3 separate regions of the Homo sapiens genome follow, and all the other regions are linked to region 1. A link is a loop called in an ENCODE intact Hi-C map of the cell type or tissue named here. Cell type or tissue: PC-3. All regions are shown on one strand.

Evidence for each region. Hi-C counts contacts between places; a loop is a spot of excess contacts. Peaks named below come from ENCODE experiments on the same cell type or tissue, not always from the same donor. Only the 100,000 strongest peaks of a DNase experiment are listed, where the experiment ranks them.
Region 2: it touches region 1 in a loop (15-fold over the local background); 4 of 110 quality-filtered maps call a loop at or near these places.
Region 3: it touches region 1 in a loop (2.4-fold over the local background); 4 of 110 quality-filtered maps call a loop at or near these places.

Annotation. Positions count from the first base shown.
Region 1 is chr12:41,272,762-41,280,761 of GRCh38, forward strand. All of the region lies in intron 3 of PDZRN4 (PDZ domain containing ring finger 4), which reads left to right. Among named protein-coding and RNA genes, the nearest start is that of PDZRN4, 88 kb to the left of the region's middle. RefSeq lists enhancers at 7,118-8,000, 7,234-7,785, 7,786-8,000. In PC-3, a CTCF peak has its summit at 4,458 (motif pointing right); no DNase peak of the experiment used is centred here; H3K27me3 peaks cover 1,968 bases.
Region 2 is chr12:41,561,602-41,569,601 of GRCh38, forward strand. PDZRN4 (PDZ domain containing ring finger 4) reads left to right here. Exons shown (of 10, transcript NM_001164595.2): 8 at 1,947-2,048; 9 at 6,182-6,298. LOC107984498 (a long non-coding RNA gene) reads right to left here and starts at 4,705. Exons shown (of 3, transcript XR_001749090.2): 1 at 4,230-4,705. In PC-3, a CTCF peak has its summit at 3,436; no DNase peak of the experiment used is centred here; H3K27me3 peaks cover 936 bases.
Region 3 is chr12:41,420,375-41,428,374 of GRCh38, forward strand. All of the region lies in intron 3 of PDZRN4 (PDZ domain containing ring finger 4), which reads left to right. Among named protein-coding and RNA genes, the nearest start is that of PDZRN4-AS1, 12 kb to the left of the region's middle. In PC-3, no CTCF peak of the experiment used is centred here; no DNase peak of the experiment used is centred here; H3K27ac peaks cover 1,779 bases.

The DNA of each region.
Region 1 (8,000 bases):
TTATAATAACATATTTACTTAGAAAGTGCTTTGTTTTCTTTCCCCTTTGTGGCATCGAATTGTCAATTAAAGGCCTTTAGAGTGACCATGGGATGAGTTGGTTAAGTTGCTGTCCAGGTGGGAGAACAGCAAAATAGATGCTGTTGGTTGTAACTCTGAATTTCCAGAAGTCACATTGAAGTCCTAATAATCAAAATATTTAGGAGGAAATTGAATTCTGCAATCAATGAGAACTATAGTCTTGGCAGTTCCTAAAAGGCGCATTTCCTTGTTGTTTTGCTTAAGCTTGTCTGGGCTTCATTTAGTAGTCTGCTTATGTTAAATTTAAGCAATCATGGGTATGGAAAATGAATAAAGTGTTGACTATCCATTTGGATCAATTTTATTCATTCAAAAATGTACATTTTAATAAAGTAATGTTAGGCACTATGGATAGAAATATCAAAGAGGCTCAGTTTCTTCTTCCAAAGTGTTCCTAAAGAAGGAAATAGACATAGAAGGAAAGCAAGTTATAATCCAGTTTCATAAGTACAGTAATGGAAGATTGCATAAGACAGTATGCTGGCAAGCGCAAGAATGATCAAACCTGGTTGTGGAGAGTGTCATGAAAGTCATTATAACCAAATCTGAAAATGCAGTTCCCCAGACGCTTAAAGAAGAAAAATGTATTCTGAAAAGAAGAAACAGTGAATTCAGGACAGAGAATGAAACAGTATAGCGTGATAGAAACTACAAGTAGCCTTAACTGTAACTTACATATAGGGCATCTCCCAGAGATGGGGGAAGTGATAAAGGGTGAAGCTAGTAAGGAACTTGTATGCTTGGAAGTTTTGACACTACTCTATAAATGATGTAGAAACCAATAAATGAAGTGTTTCATTAAAGAAAAAGTATATTCAGTCAGAAATTAGCAATTTTAGGAATTTTTATAATACCTAAAAAATGACTGAACATAAAATCTTATTTTTAATTGATAAAATATGTTTTCAGGTTTACCTGCAAAAACTATGGTTGATTTGCAAACATGTCTTATTATAGTAGAAAATTACCAAATGTATGCTATTTATCATTAAATTTACCTTCATGGCAGCAGATGCCAAAGAACTAGTTCAGCAATTATGCCTTAATGTCATCCCATTATCATTTATCATTTTTCTTAATGCATCAAGATCTAAAGTCCTTGAATGCAAGCTTGGTCAGCAACCATAGAAATATGGGGTTCATTTTGTCTTTACTTTGTCATAAAAGGGGTCTTGCCTTCTTCTATGTGGGACATGGCATTTAAGTTAAGTTCATATAACTTTTTAAGTAAGGACATTATATATTTTTTTCATTTTGTACTGGGATAACTACCTCACCAATAAGTGGTAGAATAAATTGTAGCCACATGTCAAAAAGTAGGTCATCCTAATGAGTGTGTGTAAAGCTGGTATTTTCCTTTTGAAAATGTCAGGGTTTTTAAAAAAACAGAACAGAAATATGTTTTATTAATAACCACTCTGTGTATTGTGTAGTTAAAATCTTTGACTATATAACCTCTTTCATACCAAGCATTATTTAAAATAATAAATCTTTCAAAATTTAAATAGATATGGCACAAAGGTGCAATTTGAAGGAATATATAGAGTTGATCATTATAAATGGAAAACGCTTAAAATGCTGAGCTTGTTTCTATGTTTAGTGAACACTTCCTAGTTTAAGCTAGAGAGAAGGATTGCCTGAATTAATGAAAGTTCCGAATTAGAAAATATTTTGGAAGCAAATATAGTACCATAGATGCTCAGGGATATTAGAAGCCATTTTTAAATACCAACTAAAGTCTATGTAACATTGACATTATCTCTACCTCTTGTATCCCTAGACACTACTGAAATACCTGAATCCATGGTGGAGAGCAGATCTCCCAAGACAGCCTGCTTCTTCTTCAGATGATTCCATTAGGAAAAGTTTTCTTATATTTTGCCAAATCTATCATAGCTAGCATTCCCTGGCTCAAACTTTGCCTGGTGTGTTCATGAAGTATACACCCTTGAAATATCTGAAGACAGTTAAAGATTAATTCCCTTCCTGTTTACTGAATCACTGGACTCGCCATTAGGGAAATGTGGTAGGAAAAAAATGCTCTGAAATCAGTCAAATATTTGCAAAGTCTCCCAGTGAATTATTATAGACAGAACAATTTTGGCTGACAGTATAATTAGGTAGATTCAGGCCCAAGAGCTCATTGGTGGGTCAGTGTCGGACTAGGCACCTGATGCATCTATGTAGTCCAGATGCTACAGGGATCAGTGCTTTAGACTAAGATGCTGAACATTTTAACTCATGAATAAGCTGAGAGGCTTGACTGGCATGGGATCAAACTGATGCCAGAAGCAACTCTGGAAGGGAGAGTGGATATGCCTAACGACAGTTATCCCAGGGAACTGTGTGGCTCATTTCCTCATTTAATTAAAGTCTCTGATAAAAAGTCCGTATTTCAGATAGCCTCTGTCTTACCACCTTATAAAATTAGCATTCTTCCCCATCATAACTCTCTTACTGGCTCATTTTTCTTCATAATGCTTACTACCACTTGTTGTATATTTATTTATCAGTTTACTTGAACTAACCCACTAGAATGTAAGTCCCAATATTTTATAGTTTTCATTGCCAAAAATTCAATCTTTCAGTTCTTTCCCATTAAGTGATTTTGAGGCCAAGTTGTTGGCAGGATTTTTGCAGTGGCCTGAATAACAAACTTAGAAGAAGTGAGCTCAGTGGAGTGACAGGGGAGGCAGGAAGGAAATAGATCCTCTCTGCTCCACATCTTTACACACTGCATGCTAGGGTCTGTGCTAGGCGGTTGGTGTAATTTTTATTTATCTCCCTTAAAATTTTATAAGAGTATACTGTGGATTTTTTTAAAAAAATAATCATTTCTGAGGGATTATTACATATAAGGCTATAGATATATAGTAAGTAAAGGAGATAGGATTCAAACCCAAATATGGCCACAAGAGTAGGAAATAATTTTTAATATCTGCCTACAAAGGTTTCAGTGATGAGTATAAAGCATTTCACTTTTTAAAATAAAAATGGAGACTCATTGAATCTAAGGAAATAATTTAGAGAAAATGTACAGGCTGGATGTGAAAAATGAAGGTGATTTTGAGGGATGTGAGACTAGAGAAGACTATGATAGTACTTGTGAGTTTCGGAGTTGGGTAAATGGTTACAGGCAGAGGAAACTCCAGATTTATATGCTTTTCTATCTTGGTAGATGTGGTTGACTAGCAGTAGTTTCACAGTTGTTATTAATGAGAAGGGTGAATGGTGTAGGAAGCCTAGGACATTCTCGATAGGGATGACAGCAATCCCAAGGGACAAATATTGGTCCTTGGAGGGCAAGAAAGCTTACATATTACAATGGTTTGTGGCTCTCCAAAGAACTGCAGTATGTAAACAGATATACAGCATATTTGTGGTATTAAAATTTCATATGGAAGGTGGTGGGGAGATAATGGAAACCAAAAAGAAACAGGGACCTAATACAAGAAAGCAGAAACCATACAAGAAAATGATTTATACAAATAAGCTCTTCTCTGGTGTTTTAAGAACCCTTTTTAGTATATTATAGTTATTGTAGCAGTTTAACGAGTAGACCCTGGCCTCAGATAGATTCAGATAGACCTGGGGATTATTTTATACACGTCATAGTTCATATATTTATATGAAATATGAATATATTTATGAAATATGAAAATATATATTTCATATATTCATACATCATATTTATACATGTCATATTTCATATGTGTCATAGATTCTGCTAAGTGTTTCCCATTATATAGTCATTGATTAAAGCCTTGCAATAAATTTATGAGAAATTCTTTGAATAAAACTTACCCAAAGTCACACAGCTCTTAATGTTAGGGCCAGCAATCACTATGAGATTTATTTTCCTAATACACTGGGAATAGAAGGTAGTCATACTATTCTGCAGATTACAAGAATCACATCAGCTAATGTATGTAAAGTACTAAGCAAAGTGCCAGGCAGGAATGTTAGCTACTCTTATTATCTATCTATGGTCAGTACCCTATATTTGTCTGGATAAACCAGAGTCAGCAGTATTTACCATTCTTAGAGACCCAGTTCTACTTTAATAATAATGTCATGCATAATGGTTAGCTAGTGTGACAAATGTACCACACTAATGCAAGATGGTAACAAGAGGGGAATCTGGATATATGGAAACTCTCTGTACTATATTTACCACTTTTCTCTAAATCTCAATGTATTCTAAAATATAACAATTCTTTAAAAGAGATTCACTTCTAGCAACAAATTGAGTATGTTGTTGTAAATTGCAACTTTAAAAATCAGTTTCATAAATTCAGCAGAACAATGAAAATGCAAAACAGACAAAAAACAGTAATGAGCGTGCACAGGAATTTTAAACATTCCATACATGAACCAGCAGATGGCAGAGTACGCAAGCATCTGAACTTGGGTACTAAAACCCTGCTTCCCATCAAATGAAGCCTTTTCATTTTTCACGTAGTTTTAGTTAATTTATAGGGCCAACGATATAAAATCCTGCTGCCCCTAACTACAAGGCCGTTGCTGAAAATAAAACGGGCGTGAGTTCTGGGTGGATTTGTTAGCTCACAGGCACTGCAGAGGCGAATTTCCCACTGAGGAAAGAGTCCGCTTTCATTCTGAGCGTTGTGAACTCAGTTTATGCACCAGTGCAGATATGATGTCTATAAACAGATGGCCGGCCTTCTTATCCCAATCTCTTTCTCACCTTACGCTCACTGTGGTGATAGCTCACCTGGTCCAGGTGGGTGGATGATTGACTCTGTAGACCAGACTAGCTGGACTAATCAGTGATCCCCAGCTGTGCTGACACTAATCTAGAGTTACTGCTGGAACGAAAGTCTAACCTCCAACTGAAATAAGGTTGGTGAACAGCTCTTGTTGCAACGATTGAAGAGACTCTGCTGCTCTTTGGTGTGTAGGAAAAGTAATGTTTGTTAGAGGTAATCAATTTCTCTTTGGTAGATTAGCAGCTATAAATAGAATTCACATACAGAGGTTCCGTATGGATAAAGATGATTTTCTTTTCTTATGTCTAGGGGAGAGGAAGATAATTTATGTGAGCAAGTGAAAGGTGATGTGGAATAAAAAGGATATTAGTTAGACATTTTAGTCCTCGGCAAAGAATTTAAGGCTAATGGCCTCCATCTGATCCAAAAGCCAATTATGCTAATGACGCTCTTAGATGTAAAAGCTGTAGCTATAAGTCAACACAGACTTTTGGCACTCAATATGTTTGCATGGACACTAAGATGATCCTTTTCCTCCTGTTCCCTGGCTGTACTCAAAATTCAAATCCCTTTTACCTTTTGTTATATGCGTGACTCATAAGATAATAAGACTGAAAGAGGAGGCTTTTTATAAGGCCATGATTGGATATATCCTCCAAGCTAAGTCTTATGTTATATTCAGAAGTCATGGAAGAAAAACATAGACACAAGATACCAGAAAAGGTTGTCATCTCCCTATCCAGGATAATGTTTTTCACCAAATTCAAGGAGACTTTTTAATTTCTTTTGTTCAGAAGGTTAATCATTGAGATGGGTTAATGTACACACATTAGTTAATCTTAGCAGTCTGTTAAATGAACAGGTTTATTGACTTTACAAAAGATTACTTTGTGTAACGATTACATTGAAAGAGCAGAACTCAATATGGTGCAATATAAAGCATTATTTTTCCTTCCACTGTCCCTAAAACCCTGCTAGAGGGGCCAGCTATTTCTGTGCTTCTGATGAAAAGTGAAAGCAGTCCCATAGCTTCAGTAACTTTTAATTATAAAAACAGTCTCTTAATAATCAAAATTCCCTACCTCATTCAAAGTTAAACCTTGTCCAGTAGTTCCCTTGAAAGTCCTTTTACTCAAGATAGAGATAAGGGAACAGCGGAAAATGCTACATCACAACAACTGTTCCTAAGGAAATTCTATTCCAAACACTCCCATCCTTTGAACTTTCTAATTTCTAAATATCTTCTTAGTGCGGATTAAATGGAGGGTCTCAGTATTTGTTTTGGGATGCCATTTTAGCAAGCCCTGCATAGTGATGGAGCCCCTACTAAGGATGCATGGATAAAGGCCCTTATCTCAGCCTTTCAGCCTTCAGCTAAAACAGAAAGAAAAAGTCCCAGTTAAATATCCTGCCATATTTATAACTCCAGAAGGATTTTTGGGACACTAAAAATAAAGGCAGGGTGACATAAAAATAACGATGTGCTAGGATTCTTGTTAAGTGACTCTCAAAGGGCACTGGGAAACCAGTTACACGCAGGGTTCGGGTATACAGTGTTTTTCAAATGTTTGGGTTGGTAACATTTGAGAATCAATGCTCTTTTATACTTTAAACAAATCAGTCATTCTTGACATAAGTCATTTATAAAATAAGAATGCTGAACTAGAGAGATGTATAAGATTCCCTTAAACTCAAAATTATTTAAGAACTTTCTTAAGCAATCAAAAAGAGAAAATAAAATTGTCAAAATATTATTTCTAGTCATCTCAGCTTTGATTTTGTTTACATGAAGTAGGCAGGCAGTTTTTAAAACCTAAAAAGCTAAAACGTGTTGGCCCAATTTATGAACTTAAATGAGAAGCAGCATCTTCATTTTATAAAAAATGATGGTCGTGGTATTTAAAGATGGGTAGTAGTTTCCAACAATAAGTAGGAGCCACTATTATTGAATAATTAGTTTCTATTTTGGTTTTTCTAGGAAAGCTTGTATTTATTTATTTATTAACCTAAATAAGTCTCTGTGTCCTCAGATAAGAATATTAATTGACCTGGCTCCAGTCTGTGTGAAATGTGAATTTCCTTAAAACTGAAAATGTAGAAATCAAACATATTACTATTTCAAGGAAGTACTAATGTTTTCAATAGAGGGAAGAAGACATGGGTTGAAACAAAGAACTAGAGTTGGAGATAATTATAGTAGTATTGAGGATAGCCTATAAAGAGACAATAATGATTAATAAAAGCCCACCTGCAAGGCATATAAGAAGATTTTTAAAACTTGAAGACTTCTTTTTTCCATCAGTCTATAGAACTGTAAGGTAGAAAACAGCAACATAGGGAATTCCTGGGCAAGATGGCCGAATAGGAACAGCTGTGGTCTGCAGCTCCCAGCAAGGCCCATGCAGAAGGTGGGTGATTTCTGCATTTCCAACAGAGGTACCCGGTTCTTCTCATTGGGACTGGTTAGACAGTGGGTGCAACCCATGGAGGGCGAGCAGAAGCAGGGTGGGGTGTCGCCTCACCTGGGAAGCACAAGGGGTCAGAAAAATCCCTCCTTTTGCCAAGGGAATCCCTGAGGGACCCTGCCATGAGGGACGGTGCTATGCAGCCTAGATACTATGCTTTTCCCAGGGTCTTTGCAACCCACAGACCAAGAGATTCCCTCGGGTGCCTACACCACCAGGGCCCTGGGTTTCTAGCACAAAATTGGGCAGCCATTTGGGCAGACACTGAGCTAGCTGTGGGAGTTTTTTTCCGTACCCCAGTGGTGCCTGGAATGCCAGCAAGACAGACCCGTTTACTCCCCTGGAAAGGGAGCTGAAGCCAGGGAGCCAAGTAGTCTTCCTCAGCGGATCCCACCCCCATGGAGCCCAGCAAGCTCAGATCCACTGGTTGAAATTCTGGCTGCCAGCACAGCAGTCTGAAGTCAACCTGGGACACTCGAGCTTGGTGCGGGGAGGGGCGTCCGCATTACTGAGGCTTAATTAGACAGTATTCCCCTCACAGTGTAAACAAAGCTACCAGGAAGCTCGAACTGGGTGGAGCCCACCGCAGCTCAGCAAAGCCACTGTAGCGAGACTGCCTCTCTAGAGTCCTCCTCTCTGGGCAGGGCATCTCTGAAAGAAAGGCAGCAGCCCCAGTCAGGGGCTTATAGATAAAACTCCCATCTCCCTGGGACAGAGCACCAGG
Region 2 (8,000 bases), 290 kb after region 1:
ATAAAGACTATATATATATATATATGTACAGTCAAGTGGAGACCAGGAATAAAAGAAGTGAGAAGTATATTTCAAACAGAAAAGATGAAGATAAGCTGTGTAAGATCACCCAATTCAATTCTCTTAGGATCAGATGTGCCTGTAGTGGAGAGGAGATGAATAAACAGGTCCATGTTTGACAGACAAATAAATGCATTGCAAATATATTACTAAGAATTACCATGAAACAGACATAAGCCCTCAAAGTGCAAATAGAGTAAATACTACAAAGTCATTATTTTAAAACTACACTTAATAGAGGGTAGGGGAAGTATAGTGGAATCCACCACTGCCAATTTATCTTTATTTGAGAAAAAAGGCCTTGGAGTCAGTACACACATACTTTTCCAGAGGTATTTATGACAAACCGCAACATATCCTTCCCGGTCATTATTTCCCATTGTGGAATCGTAGCTTCTGTTTCCTAATTGGATGAATTTTATTTGTGAATTGCAAAAACAAATAGGGAATGCATGTGAAACTTATAACCACTGAATTTCCTTTCTGTGTATACAAGTGAGAAATGACAGTGATTGGAGTAAGAAAATACAATTTGTGCCCATATATATATATTTTTACTATTATTGCCTGCTTTCCTTGCACTAAATACATATAAGAGTATAGGAATAAGGATTATTTATTGTGGTTCAAGGTTGAAATTCATGGGCTTGTTTTCAGATAATTATGTCTGTCCTCATGCATCAGCCAGAAACCCAGAGACCTATGAGGAGAAAAACCTCAATAGTCTACTTCATGCTTTTAAGCAGAAGTCCTTAGTGAAAGACATTAGATTATTGAAAAAAGAATGGTCAGTGCTGCTACATTTTCCATCTGCTTCATTTATTCAAGTAATTAATACTATTTTAGACAGAATTACTTGATCTCTTTAATTGGAATTTCTTTCCCATTATTTGATTACATATAATTATAAATCAAAAATCTTGCTGTCTCTATGGAGTTGAGTAATCAATAAAAGAAAATAATTATTAAATATCCAAAGGAAAAAGTTTTATTAATTAAGAGCTAAATATATTTGCACATGAAAATGTAGTTTAAAAAAAGAAACTTTACAAATCTTATTTACTTTTTCTTTAGAACTTAGAAAAAGTAAAAAGATATATTTCTAATGTCACTGGAATCTTTTCCATGAAATCTAAAGTTTAGTCAAGCTTGGTTTCTTTCACTCATCATTATTTTAAAAATTCAATTTTACTCTATGTTAATATTTTTTAAATTTTTAAATTTAAGAGATGAGTCTGAAGATATTTCATTAGTTGTATTACTTTAGGAAATGGATAGATATTAGAAGGGAAATGGAGTATTGATGAGAATGTTATTTTACTTTGATCAGTTAAACACTGAGATTTATCCTGACGATGATGTTTGGGCAACTGGGTCAGACCCACACGCAAATATGAAATGATTAAATAAAAATGCAATCAGCAGTGGCCTGGGAGCATTGCCTGGTGAGAGATAATACTGCAGCTCTCTAATTGGCTCGCGGCAAGCGTGCAGGATGACGGATTTCAGTTGTGGTATTGCCAGTCCTTCTTCCCCCAGCACTATTATCTCAGAGTGACACTTCCATTACTCTGAGCGAAGAAAGATGAACGTCACCTGTCAGGAGCTGGTTAATTGTGTTGCTAGATGTATGTTGCCAGGGCGCAGGTTGGACATTTATGAACATAACTGCTTCCTCTGATGTCCGCCATCCTTCACGGATCGATATGGCTCTTACAGTAAGCGCGTAATTGAGTGAAGGCACTTTGAGCTGAGGGGCTGAAGATGAGCCCATTGTGTGAGCTTCATTGTCCATACATTTACCATAAATGAGCTGATATTTGCCATTTATTGTGTGCAGCATTGTGGAAATGGAAACTAATGTGCCACTCTCATTTGTTTTCTAGATAAATGGGGAAGATGTCCAGAATCGAGAAGAAGCAGTGGCCTTGCTGTCTAACGATGAGTGTAAGAGAATCGTGCTGCTTGTTGCAAGGCCAGAGATTCAGGTCAGAACAGAGATCAAAAGCCTTGAGACTGAACTTTATATTCATTGAATTCACTGAATGTAAATTCGTGAATGAATTATATTCATTATCTGCTATTCTCTATCAAATCATTATCACGGTTATCTCTCCCCATATAACCCACCAGATGGCCTATGTGGGAGTGAATTTTAAAAATAGATATGAAAGCAATTAAGGTATACAAAATACAATAAAGACTGATCTTTCCTAATTTATCAAAAGTATTACACATTAAAGACTTCCTTATATTGCTCCATAGAATGGCAGCTAAATATCCCTTTTAAGGGGGGAAAAGCATACCAAATTGAATTGTGATTCTCTCCTTCAATTTGCCACTTACTTAAATAAATACTCAAATGAAAAATGGCTGTGTGGATCCTTTTAATTCTGTGTGGATCCTTGCTTTAAGTTTCCATCTGAAAATACTTAAATGGCATATGAAGATATCTTGGAAGAAGCTCCACGAGAGAAACACTAGCCTATCTAGTCATCAACTTAAATCTTTTTAAAATAACTTTATCAATTAGAATGTCTTGTATAGCATGATCTGGTTCCATGTATAGTAAATGAATTGTTTCCAAGTTTAGTGTGACCAAAACAATTGTCCAGCCAAAAACTGATAACTTCTAAATGAATTTTTTAGATCTTTATGGAAGAAGATGTCATGAAAGTAGAGTAAAGGTAATGGAAAAAAAGTACTATTGGGGCTTCCTTTTATATCCTTTTTATCTCCCATCACAAGGCAGAAGGGACAAAACATTGTCACCAGTCTATCTATCTGTCAGTAGTTTGAATAAAGTTAGTTATATCGCCATTTGTCTCCTCGGTTATTGATATGATATTTTTCAGACTCAGTAACTACATACTATCTATAAATTACATTGAGTAAGTGTATTTCAGTGTCAGACTGAATCCTGACTTGAATATAGTGGTTATAAAAGATCACCCTTTCTGCATATATTTCGTTTATGCCCTTGCCCATTCTAAATGGTTCTCATAAAGTCTGCCATAGCCTGGGGCAGAGTAAAGTTACACACCTGAGGTCTTAGGAGTGGGGAAAAAAGCCCACAAAACCCCCACACTGCCTATGTGGGAGTGAATTTTTAAATACATATGAAATTATACCAATTATCTGGAAATTTCTCAACCCAGTTATCTCGCTGCTCCCATTTTCTTCAAAAAAGAACATAATAAAGGGGCTAAATGCATATTAGTGAAATTTATGATAAATTGAAGTTGCCATCTCTATTGTAGAGAAGATATTTTTATGTTATAATGTGGTTTCCCTGCCCTTTCCATGTAACTGCTAGAGAACCTCATTAATTTAGAACTAAAGCATTTCCTTAAACTATGCCACATAGTGGCCATAATGGGCTGTAGAAATAATAGAAATTAATAACATAGACCAGATCCTGTTAATCTTTGATGGAATACATATGCTGGGTAGAACCAGTGGAAAATTTGAGTATCTGGCTACACTTCTGACCTTTTTCTCCAAAAGAGTCAATGCTGAAGGATGAATTTTCAAATGAGACTTCCCTTTCCACATTTGATGAAAGATGGTTGTCTGACTCCATAGGATGCTGTCCTGCCTGTCAAAATTATGATCTGCATTAGCCCCTTGATCCTAAAGAAACCTTCATGACACTGGAAGGAAGCTAATTGCCTATAGAAAAAAAAAACAGATTTCCAGAGAAATCAGGAAAAGAAATACATTTTAATACCATACTTTTAAAATGTAATTTAATCAGTACATGCTATAAAGTGGCAAAAAAAAAACTAAAAAAAAAAAATCTTGTCTTTATATCACCCATATTTTTCCATTGAACTCAATTTATCTCATTGTTGTATGTTTTTTTTTTGCGTGTGTATTTTATTCGGGGAGAATGTGGAAGCTTTTGTGTGCTTTTTCTAGCTTTTTTTAAACATTTTTAACGTTTCAAATACTCTCTAGATTCTTGGAAATGATCTACAGAGTTGCTGGGGGCAGTATTGTACATCTGTGCAATATTTTTAAATAACTCATTTTCCTCATTTCCTGTCAACTCTCTTTCATTTTCTGCCCATTTTCTTCCTGAGACCATTAAAGATATTGCTTTTCTGTCCTATTTCCCTCAGGACACTGGGGCAGAGAGGATTCTCATAAGAACTTGTAGCCACTACCTTTGAGACAGTGTAGGTTGTTCCTTTTTCTGAGATGCCACATGTGGCCCCCTTTGGTGCAGATAGATCCCCACTCTTAGTAGTAACAATCCCTCTTTTCCTGCAGCTCAGCTCAAGGGAGATGTCTGTCTCTGCCGTTACATTAGACTCAGACCATAGTGAATGTACATCTAGGTAGAAAGGGGGAAATAGGAGAGAAGAAGGAAGTGAGCAAGAAGAATCTCCCTTTGCTAATTGTGCTGTGTGCACCTCCAGCCTAAAAGAAAGCCTTATCAAAATAGACATATAATGACTATGGCTGGCAACTCAGGAATCTACTGGATTACTCAATAAGAAAAGAGTTATGGGGAATCATTAATTTTGACCATTTTCTCTTTATTTTCCCCACTACTTCATTTAATCCTCAAAGGACTCTGTTTCATCATTCAATATATCAGTGTTAGAAAATACTTTATTTTGACCTGATTAAAGAAAAATTCCTTGATGTGTTTGTGAATAGTAAGCACTCCCCATTTTAAGTAATTTTTTATGATGTCTGGCATTTGTAGCTTTATGATACTTGAAAAAGATTAAAGAATGTAAAATTTGAACAATTATAAATTGGGCTGAATTTACATTTTTACTTGGCATAATTTTCATAGCTCATCTGCATATCAAAGTCACAGGAATTTGATCAAATTATTCAGGCGACATTAAGATAAATGAGGATGAACAAATGTGCCAGCACTTTGGGCCCCAGTTAAGTTTGAGGTCATTTAAGTTCTACATGGCCTTTAATAGATATCATGAAATCTATGATTTGCCTGCATATTAATAAAGATGATACCTGTATGCTAATGCCTCTTTTGGTGCAGCTGAATGTCCTTTCCAGTTTGTTTTTAAGTTGTAGAAGTTCAGTTATGTTTAAAAGCTTATTTTGCCAGTTCATTGGTGGTGAAAATATCTCAAACTATTATCCATGTTTGCTCACTAGAATGCTATTTCTTTGTACAGGGTGATGCAGAGTTTTGACGATAATCCAGTTAATTTAATCAGCATAGACAGCTAATTTATGTAATCCAGCTCCAAAAATCCACTTTGAGGCAAATTATCTGTAGTAACTGTCAACACTGATCATATTAGATCATATTAGCCAGGTAACCACCAGTTTTCCACTTCACTTTGTATTGAAAAGCCGAAGGGATTTGTTCAGTTCAATTTGCATTAAGAGTCCTACAAGAATACTTGTTTTCAACACCCATAAACAAAACCCTGCATGCCCCACACCACTCCACCACCCTTAAATGTCGCATCCACTGAGGTGTTTTTCCTATAAAATTGGGCCTGAAAACAAATTAAAATAGACATGGAGTAATATTGCTTTTCTTTCCTTTCCTTGAGAAGAATAACTTAGAATTTTCCTTTCTTCACAGACAAAATAAATGTCTTCTGTACATTCTTTTGTGGCAAGCAGCCATCTTGTTGACATGGGAGCCCACCTAAAAAGAAAAAAGCAGGATGAGGATAGCACGAGCGTATGGGGGGAACTTTGTGTGCAGTCTCGTTGGGGGTTGTTGTTAAAGAAAACAGCCCAATTGTCTCATAGCCCAATTAGTAGCATGGCAGTCCTTTTAACACGGGACTGTTGGAGGTAATGAGCATGACAGCTGTGGATTATGCAGGATGCTTTTCATACATTTTGAAAGAAGGTAATATTCTGTGCTGTGAGATTTACTTGGTTATGAGAGAAAATCTGTAGTCCCATTTCAGGAAAGGATAAAAGGCATAAGAGTCCTTTTTTTTTTTTTTTATCACCTTTTCTTCTTTCTGAGAGGTGAACTGTGGGAGGCTGGTATTCTGAAGAGAATCATTATGATAAAAGGAACTCGTCGGGCACCGGCCATTTAAGTTTACTCTATTTTAACATGAGTTCTCACTAACATAATATAATGTACTAATGTATTCTTTTGCAGCTGGATGAAGGCTGGCTGGAAGATGAAAGGAATGAATTCTTAGAGGAGTTAAACTTGGAGATGTTGGAAGAAGAGCATAATGAAGCAATGCAGCCCACTGCCAATGAGGTGGAGCAGGTAGGGCCAACAATTTGAACTACATCATTTGATATGTTGCTTGTTCTTTTTTTAATGTGTAACCATAAATGAAGATGAAAACAAAATCAAAGGGTTTAATCCATCATCTCTATCATGGTAATTTTTTAGAGCAAATGATCATCTCAAATGAAGCAGAGGGAATAAATAAAATGTTTTTCCATTAAGAATATATCCAGTTTGGGAAGCTTGGGGACAATTGTTAATACAGTACAGTAGTATTCAAATGTTGACCCAGGCACTACTTCAAACTAATTGCAGAAATTTAAGAGTAAAAAATGTGTGTTGCTTATCAATATGCCAGCTGAAAACAAACTGAGGTAGCTTCCCCAATAAGTAATTTTTTTTACTCTAAAATATTAATGTATCTATTTGAATACTTAGGCTATCACTATAGGATGAAGATGACATGATGTAAGCCATCAGTTTTATTTGCGTACTGGATGGCGTGATTACACCTGTATATTCTGAATAATCGTAGAGATTATCCTTGGTCTTATGGCTGCTGTTGACACATTTCCCATAGTATAACTTGTGCAACATTTCTCATAGCATAGTTTGAGATTATTAACATCATTTTGCCTTGAAGTCACATATTCATTCAACTAAACACTTTGAACTCCTAATATGTTCCAAGTACCCCACTTGAAACTGAGAATAAAAAGAAAAATGAGCAGAACTGCTGTCCTTAATGGATTCATAACTAGTAAAAGATCACAGTGTGATTAGTATATTATTTTTATTGTCTTTTTCCCATTTTACAAAAACAAGTTCAATGTATTCTAGATTTTTTATGTTACACTCATGTCATTTATCTGCCTGATATAATTTTGTTTTCAGTTTACTGATTTGTTTAATTATCTTCCTATTCTCAACATTATTATATGTATTTTATTATATATATATATACGGAATCTTGCTCTGTCGCTCAGGCTGGAGTGCAGTGGCACAATCTCAGCTCACTGGAACCTCCGCCTCCCGGGTTCAATTGATTCTCCTGCCTCAGCCTCCTGAGTAGCTGGGATTACAGATGCCCACCACCATGCCCAGCTAATTTTTGTATTTTTAATAGAGACAGGGTTTCACCATGTTGGTCAGACTGGTCTTAAACTCTGACCTCGTGATCCACCTGCCTCGGCCTCCCAAAGTTCTGGGATTACAGGCATGAGCCACCGTGCCCTGTCTATTCTTATTATTATCATTATTATTATTATTATTTTAAGATAGAGTCTCACTCTGTCGCCCAGGCTGGAGTGCAGTGACACAATCTCAGCTCACTGCAACCTCTGCCTCCTGGGCTCAAGCGATTCTCCTGCCTCAGCCTCCTGAGTAGCTGGGACTATAAGTGCACGCCATCATGCTCAGCTAATTTTTGTATTTTTAGTACAGATGAGGTTTCACCATGTTGATCAGGCTGTTCTCGAACTCCTGACCTCAAGTGGTCCACCAGCCTCAGCTTCTTAAAGTGCTGGGATTACAGGATCCCACCACCACACCCAGCTAATTTTTGTATTTTTAGTAGAGATGGGGTTTCACCATGTTGACCAGGCTGGCCTCGAACTCCTGACCTCAAGTGCTCCACCAGCCTCAGCCTCCTAAAGTGTTGGGATTGCAGGCATGAGCCACTGCACCTGGCCTCAACATTAATTCTTAACACATCTTAAAAGATGATAATTTTTTTGAA
Region 3 (8,000 bases), 150 kb after region 1:
GTCTCCTAGAATTATCACATTAGCTCTGTCTTCTTGCCATTACAAACTTCTTGAAAGACTGGTTTTTGTCTGCTGCCTCCACCTCATTATTTGTCCCATTCCTCATTCAACTCGGCACAGCCCCCTCTGCCTTACTCTTAAGTAGCTCTCTCAAACATGACTGATACGTTCCAATCAATAAACCCACCTCTCCCTACATAGCTCCCCTGCCTGGTCTTCTCAGTCTCTCTTGACCCTACTGACAATTCCCTCTGTTTGAAATTATATTTCTGCAGATTTGCAACTCCCTTAACTCTTGTCTTTATTCTCTTGACCCTTCATCTTTTGACTTATTTTAAAATCTAGGGATATCCAAAAGCTCAGTTCTTGACCCTTTTTTCCTTCTATCTTTTTCTTTGAATGCCCAACTCACTGCCTCAGTTTTAAATACGTGTTAGTGATCTTCACATCCATATTATTATCTTTGACATCTCTATTCAAAATTTCAACTCCATGAATAACATCTTTGTTCTGAGAAGCACCTCAATCTCATCATACTCAACTCATATCTGTTTATATTCGCTATTCACGGTACGTCTTCCTCCTGACTTCATTATTTTTATTAATGATGTAGCCTTTAACCCAGACACTCAGTCTTGCAAATGCACTCACCATTGATTTCCTCCTATCACTTGCCAATCATTTGGCAAAACCTCTTGTTCCTACCTCTGTAGCATTTCTCTCATTTATTGCATATACCTCTTTTCAATTCCGTGTTCAAGACTGTTTACACACTATTGTAAAACATCATTACTTTTTATAATTCCTAATGTTATTAGACTACTATTTGTTTCTTTTTTTTCTTTTGAGACAGAATCTTGCTTTGTCACCCAGGAGTGCAATGGCATGATCTCAGCTCACTGCAACCTCTGTCTCCCAGGTTCAAGTGATTCTCCTGCCTCAACTTCCTGAGTAGCCGGGATTACCCACCACCACACCTGGTTGATTTTTGTATTTTAAGTAGAGATGGGGATTCACCATGTTGGACAGGCTGGTCTCAAACTCCTGACCTCAGATGATCCACCTACCTTGGCCTCCCAAAATGCTGGGATTACAGGCATGAGCCACCGTGCCCAGCCTATTTGTATCTTTTTGTTTAGGACTCTTGGAATGATAAAATAAATGTTGGCACTCTCTTACATGGAAACCTTTAGTAGCTCTTCATTACCCACTGCAGAAAGAACAAATACAGACCCTCAAAACTGTTCACCTAATAGTCAGTTTGATCTCTCCTGAGGGATTCCACACTTTGCGCCAGACTAAATTAAGTGTCACCCCTTTAATGTTCCCATTATTTCTTAAGTATGTAACTTGTTTCTTCACTATTTCTTCTACTAACAATTTTTCTTTCTCAGCCCCTCCATTTCTGTCTGCTAAATATATCCCATCTTATTATATTTTTCTGAAAAATAGTAAAGTATTACCAACAATAAAATACATGTACATGTATCATATGTTTATAAGTAAACAATATATAAAATAGATCTCTTGACAAGCTAATATCCCGCAGTGATTAGTATGTTGGAGCTCTACTGATAATTCTGTTTTGACGATTTATTTATTTAATTATTTAAGATGAGCAGAGTACCCACATGTGTCAGTAAATACTTGTTGAATAAGTAGATGAATTTAATGGATTGTTTTTAATTAGAGTCTCTTGGCTCATTATCTTGGTATTTCTTGAGGCTGACAGAGTTATCAATTTTGCTTTCATTTGTAATTTTATTCTCACTGATTTGTACACCATATCATATGCTATACCTAGGGAAATAGTTAAATGAATTTATGATTAAAGCAGAAAAAGAAGTCAATGCACACATAACTTATCTTCATATTACTAACTAATATTAGAAGAGAGTAGTGTGTATCTGTTCATTATATGGCAGAAATTGTGGAATATATCCTCAGTCAAATGAGCTGTGTGTCACAGGTACTGATCAGATTATCTGGCTCCCTTCAGTAAATTTGTGTTGGTTATCATTATTATAGTAAAACTCCACTAGAAATGGATATGTCCATTTTCACACTGCTATAAAGATACTCCCTGAGACTGGGTAATTTATGAAGGAACAAGGTTTAATTGACTCACAGTTCCACATGACTGGGGAGGCCTCAGGAGACTTACAATCACATTGGAAGGTGAAGGGGAAGCAAGGACCTTCTTCACATGGTGACAGGAGAGAGAGAGAGTGGATGAGGGGGAATGTGCCACACTTTAAAACCTTCAGCTCTCCGAAGAACTCACTTACTGTCAGAACAGCATGGGGGAAACGGCCCCCATGATCCAATCACCTTCCACCAGATCCCTCCCTCGACATGTGGGGATTGTAATTCAAGATGAGATTTGGGTGGGGACACAGAGCCAAACCATATCAAAAACCATTACTAATGTCCCAAATTTCATAAATATATACATACACATTAGTAATATGTGTGTGTGTGTACACACATATGCACACACAATGGAAATTTCTTTTGTCAATATGGCATTTATCCAAGACACTTGCAAAATGATTAGCCAAACTTCTATCCTCCAGTATCTTCCTTCCTTTTACATATGCTGATTCTGGTTTTACATGGCTCTTACCTTCTGATATGCTCTGTTCAGCACCTCCTCTTTGTTAGTTAAAAATTGGCAACACAGACTCAACTATAGTTTTTATTTCTTGAGTGTTGATTTTTTGTACTCCTCAGGAGTAATTTAAGTTAGATAAATCTTTTTTTATTTGCTGAAACTTTTTTTTTATTATACTTTAAGTTCTGGAGCACATGTGCAGAACATGCAGGTTTGTTACATGGGTATACACATGCCATGGTGGTTTGCTGCACCCATCAACCTGTCATCTACATTAGGTATTTCTCCTAATGCTATCCCTCCCCTAGTCCCCCATCCCCTGACAGGCCCCAGTGTGTGATGTTCCCCTCCCTGTGTCCATGTATTCTCATTGTTTAACTCCCACTGATAAGTGAGAACATGAGGTGTTTGGTTTTCGGTTCTTGCATTCGTTTTCTGAGAATGATGGTTTCCAGCTCCATCCATGTCTCCGCAAAGGGCATTAACTCATCCTTTTTTATGGCTGCATATATCTTTAACCTTCATTCTACTAAGACAGTTTTCCCAAAATTTTGCTGCATCTCTGAAATCCCATACCTTTAAACTTTTATGCATCACATTGTCCTATAACAGGCATACTGTCATAAAAATGTTGCCCAACTTCTGGTGTTAATTCCATATTCCTGAGTCTTTCCCCAAAACAGAAGTTTTCTGTTTATTTTGCCATTGGACTCCTACTCCCACTGGTTAAAAAGTTGATGTGAATTTGCCATTATGATTTTGAACAGTTAGTGATTGTAATCTTTCCAAATCATTCAGAAAGTGATAAGGCTATGGGGAGCTGGGGTAAGAAAAGATAGTTAATATATGAGGATCAGTCATTTCAGGTAATCAGTCCTATCAGCAGCACCATGAGGAAGAAGCTATAAACTCCATCTCACAAATGGAGAAACAGACTCAGAGTTAAACATGGTCTTGTAGTTCACGTTGTAGGGTTGGAATTTAAGCCCATGACTGTTGTATTCCAAAGCTCATATGGCTCCATTACTCTTGCCATGTTGGGAAGTTCCTCATGTTTTGGAAATGCCTGTTCTCTAAAAATTAATAAATGCTGTCCATTCTATGTCTGGTTTCCTGCAAGCCCTACTCTGCTTTGTGAAAAAATATTTATTGCTTGATAAGGAATTAGCTTAAACTACTTATGCAATATTTGTTTGCTATGCAGTTGCAATCTTAAGCCAGTTAAAATGCAAACTTCCTCTGAGAGTTCATATTTCTGAAACGGACAGTGATTTTGCTTCAAGGGATCTTTAGCTCTATATGACACACCATGTATATACTTAGTTTGATTATATAAAGCTTTCCTTATGTTGGATTTGTTCTCCCTTCATTCCAAACAAATATTGCATATGTATGATTAAACACATGATCTGATGAAAATTTGGATGGTGTGTAGAGAAACTTAACAATTTTTATACTGACATTACTGAATAATCATTCAATCATGCTAGATAACGTTGCTATATGTCTTTACACAAAATTGGTTGCTAGAAGCTATTATGACCTGTTACTTGGTTCAATGGATTGAATTTTTTCATGCTAACTATAATTTAAATATATTTGCTTAATACATGAACTCAGAAGTGTTTACTTTGAGTCTTAGTCATGCTAAGCTATGCTGGGGCAACAGTCTTCAAATACTTAGTAGTTTCATGAAGAAAAGGTGAATTTTTCCTTTATAAAGGGTTATGTGCAAGTCAGGAAGCTCCTCTGAGTGACTTTTCTCCAGATAGTGAGTCAGGGATCTATTTCCACTATGTGACTTTGTTACATTGGTGGCTTATGCTTACAAGCCTGGAGTGAGTGGAGAGAAAGACTGAGAGCAGCAGATGTAAGAGGCCAGGCCTGACAATGCTCTTGCACTTCTGCCCATAACTAGTTGACCACAGCTTGTCATATCACCCCACTTAGATACAAAGACATTGGCAAACATTGTCTTCTGGGGCTGGGAAAAGAAAATAGGTCAGTTGATATACCACAAAGACTCTGACACAATTAGGAAGATGGCATGGATCGAAACAACATTCACAACATATGATTAAAAAATAAAATACTTTCAGTAACAGGCTTTTTAATAGATTAAAAGAGAAAAATAAAACGATCAATTTTAAATAAATTATTATACCAGGCAATGCAAATGATTCCATTGATTTGTTTTTAAAACTTAAAACATTATGTTGGTACACGAACACACACACTCAAACAAAATTAAAAATGAAAGACCTAAAAATAAAGTTAACTTTCTAACACAAGTGAGGAAACAAGCTGGTAGGAAGGTAACCTAGAAGCTGGGCATTATCTAGTATGGAAGGTGGAAGTATAGCCAAGGAGTAGGAGGAAAGCTCAGCCCTTCCTACACACTGGGGCAGAGAAAATTCAAATATATTGGCCTAGGAAAGAATCCAATGTCCCAGGAACAACTGGACAATTTTTTCTTACAAGTAATGTTCTGTTACATGCCAGATGGTGTTCCTGTACAGAATTTCCACACCAATGCATAAAGGAGAGGTCTTCAAATATAATTGTGTTTTTCTCCAAGCATCTATGAGAATAAGACACCAAATATAAGGACTACTGTCTCCTGTGCTATAAAATAAAGCCAGAAAAAAAATATGTCCACATTCACACTTGAGTCAGAGGATTCACTTTTTATTCAACTTAAGCAAACAACTAGAAAGCATTTCATCAGGAGTTATGCAAATACTGTGTAGTTGATCTAATTCAGTCAATAGCAATTGCGGATTTTTAATGGGTCTTCTTTAACCTACTAAAGCCTATCAAAATATAGTGGGTTCAGTATTAATGAGATGATTTCCCATAATGTACAACTTATCAAGCAAAAATATAAATCCATCCACTCTTCTAAAATATGTGATTTCTCTTTTGATTTCCAGTATCTCTAGACACCAAGTTCAACCTGTCTGGAGCTTAGTTGCTTACGGTTGAAATCTGTTTCATGAGGAGCAGAAAGTAGTGATGATAAAGCACTTAGGGCATTTGAGATGGAAATTGCAGTTTCAAGTTAGAATTTCTAAAATTGTTTTTGTTTTTAAATCCATCAATGTATAATGCTTCTTAGTTAAGCTGAGGTGGACCCTGAAATCTAATAACTAAATCCACTGGGAAAGGACCAGACATATCCAAGACAGATCCTGTTACCCAGTAAACAGCATTTAATTCTCTTTGCCTGTCACCAACAGCTGGGCCAATTGCTGTCCCACCAGTAGATAGGTTCGGTGGGGGCTTCTTTATGCCCAACCCATAACTGATCCTAGAAGCTAAATCCCAGCCTGTCCCACAGGTCTAGTAAGAATTTACTCACCTTTACATCCCATAGGTAGGACATGTCTGGTAAACTACACAAGGAAACAATGACTGATTCAAGACCACCTCTACCACTGACTCTTCATTCATGGCATGCAGGACCAAAGATGCTATGCTAAATGAAGTGGGTCCTCATGGGAAGAGTATATCTTATTGAAAAAGGCATGATCTTAGAATCAAACCTATTTGTATTTAAATGCCAGCTTCTCCATTCAATTAACAGTGTGACTTTGATCAAATTGCACAATATTTTGAACCTGAGTTTTTAAATGTGAAAATGCACATCTTAATAGAATTTTTTTGAGATGTAAAAAACTTTAGATAAAATAGGTGTTTCTTAAATGTTAGTTTCCTTTTCAAATTAGTAACAGATCCAGTAATCTTCATAATCACAAAAGTTAGCATATCAGAAATTATAATGATGTGAGGCATTCAAGAATTTGTCTAGTTTAATACCTTACATGTAGACTTAGAAGGAAGGAATGGATGCACACAAATGAGTTTTCTGTGGGATGCGTAAAAATGCATATTCCCAGGCCCATCTCAGATTTGCTATGAATAACTCAGAAGCCCTAGGAATTGAGCTTGTGCACTTGCAACTTGAAAAATCTTCCCAGCTGATTCCTACACACACCCCTAGTTAAGTGCTATGGATCTAGAAGCCAGCATAAAGTATGGTGAATAGGAAGTTCTCAGCAAACATTTGCAGAACTTGGATGGTCCATGTCTTAGCCCAGTTTCTACCTCCTGTAACCATATGGCTGTTTTCTGCTTCTCCCTGGCTGCCAGTCACTATGACACCAACCATTTTTATCTTAAAGGAATTTAACTGCTCCTGGAGAAAAATTGATGCTCCAAAGTATCCATCTAGACATTTGCCAAAATATAGACAAAGGAATAATATGGCTGCCTGTTTTTTGGAATATTTTCACAATGCTAGAATTTAGACACTTTGGCAAGGCTATATTATAAGCTATAACATATTAACTAATATTTATTGAACACGTACATGCAGCAGGCACTGGGTAAAGTTCATGTTCGTAAGACCCCTTTGTGGTAGGTACTATGAATATCCCTATTTCATAGTGAGGAACTGAGGCATTTCAGCACACCTCAATGTGTAACTTGTTCAACTTCATACAAGTTTTTTAGAGTGAGGCTCAAATATACTTCTAGATTACTTCAAAGTCTAACAAGCATCCGAATACATGCTCATTCTGATGATAATGTGTCCTGGGCCAGAATGTGTAATGCAATTAAACATTCTATATTATCAGTTTCACAGAAATTAATGGATATTAACATGTCGATTTTTTGGTGCTAATGTTTTAGACAACCATATGAGGACCATTTTCATGATGGAAAAAAGTGGGAATTGAATGATTTAGGTCTGAAAATGCAAGGAACACAACAGAGAAGGGATTTTCTAGGATCCCGAAGGTTGAGAAAACTTCAGGTCCTGACCACCTGGCGCAGACCTGTAATCCTAGCAATTTGGAAGGCTGGTGGGCAGATCACCTGAGGTCAGGAGTTCCAGACCCACCTGGTCAACATGGTGAAACCCTGTCTCTACTAAAAATACAAAAATTAGTTGGGCATGGTGGCAGGTGCTTGTAATCCCAGCTACTTAGGAGGCTGAGGCAGGAGAATCGGTTGAACCCGGGAGGCAGAGGTTGTGGTGAGCCAAGATTACGCCATTGCACTTCAGCCTGGGCAATAGAGTGAGACTCCATCTCAAAAAAACAACAACAAAAACAAAACAAAACTCGTCTCTTTACTTCCTATCCCACTACCTGCCTACTTTTTTTGATTTATCTGTACTTGGTTATATATATGCATGCATATAAGCAGGCAGGGAATAAAGCAGACAGGAAAGCACATTCCAGGCTCTAGAATATCTAAGAAGGATGATCTGGTTACTCCCTATTATACCACCCTGTGTTAATTTCCTGTGTTGACCCTGTTATTGTCTGGAAATGTTATATAACCATAGCTTGTGTTTACTTATGCTTTCTTCTCACAA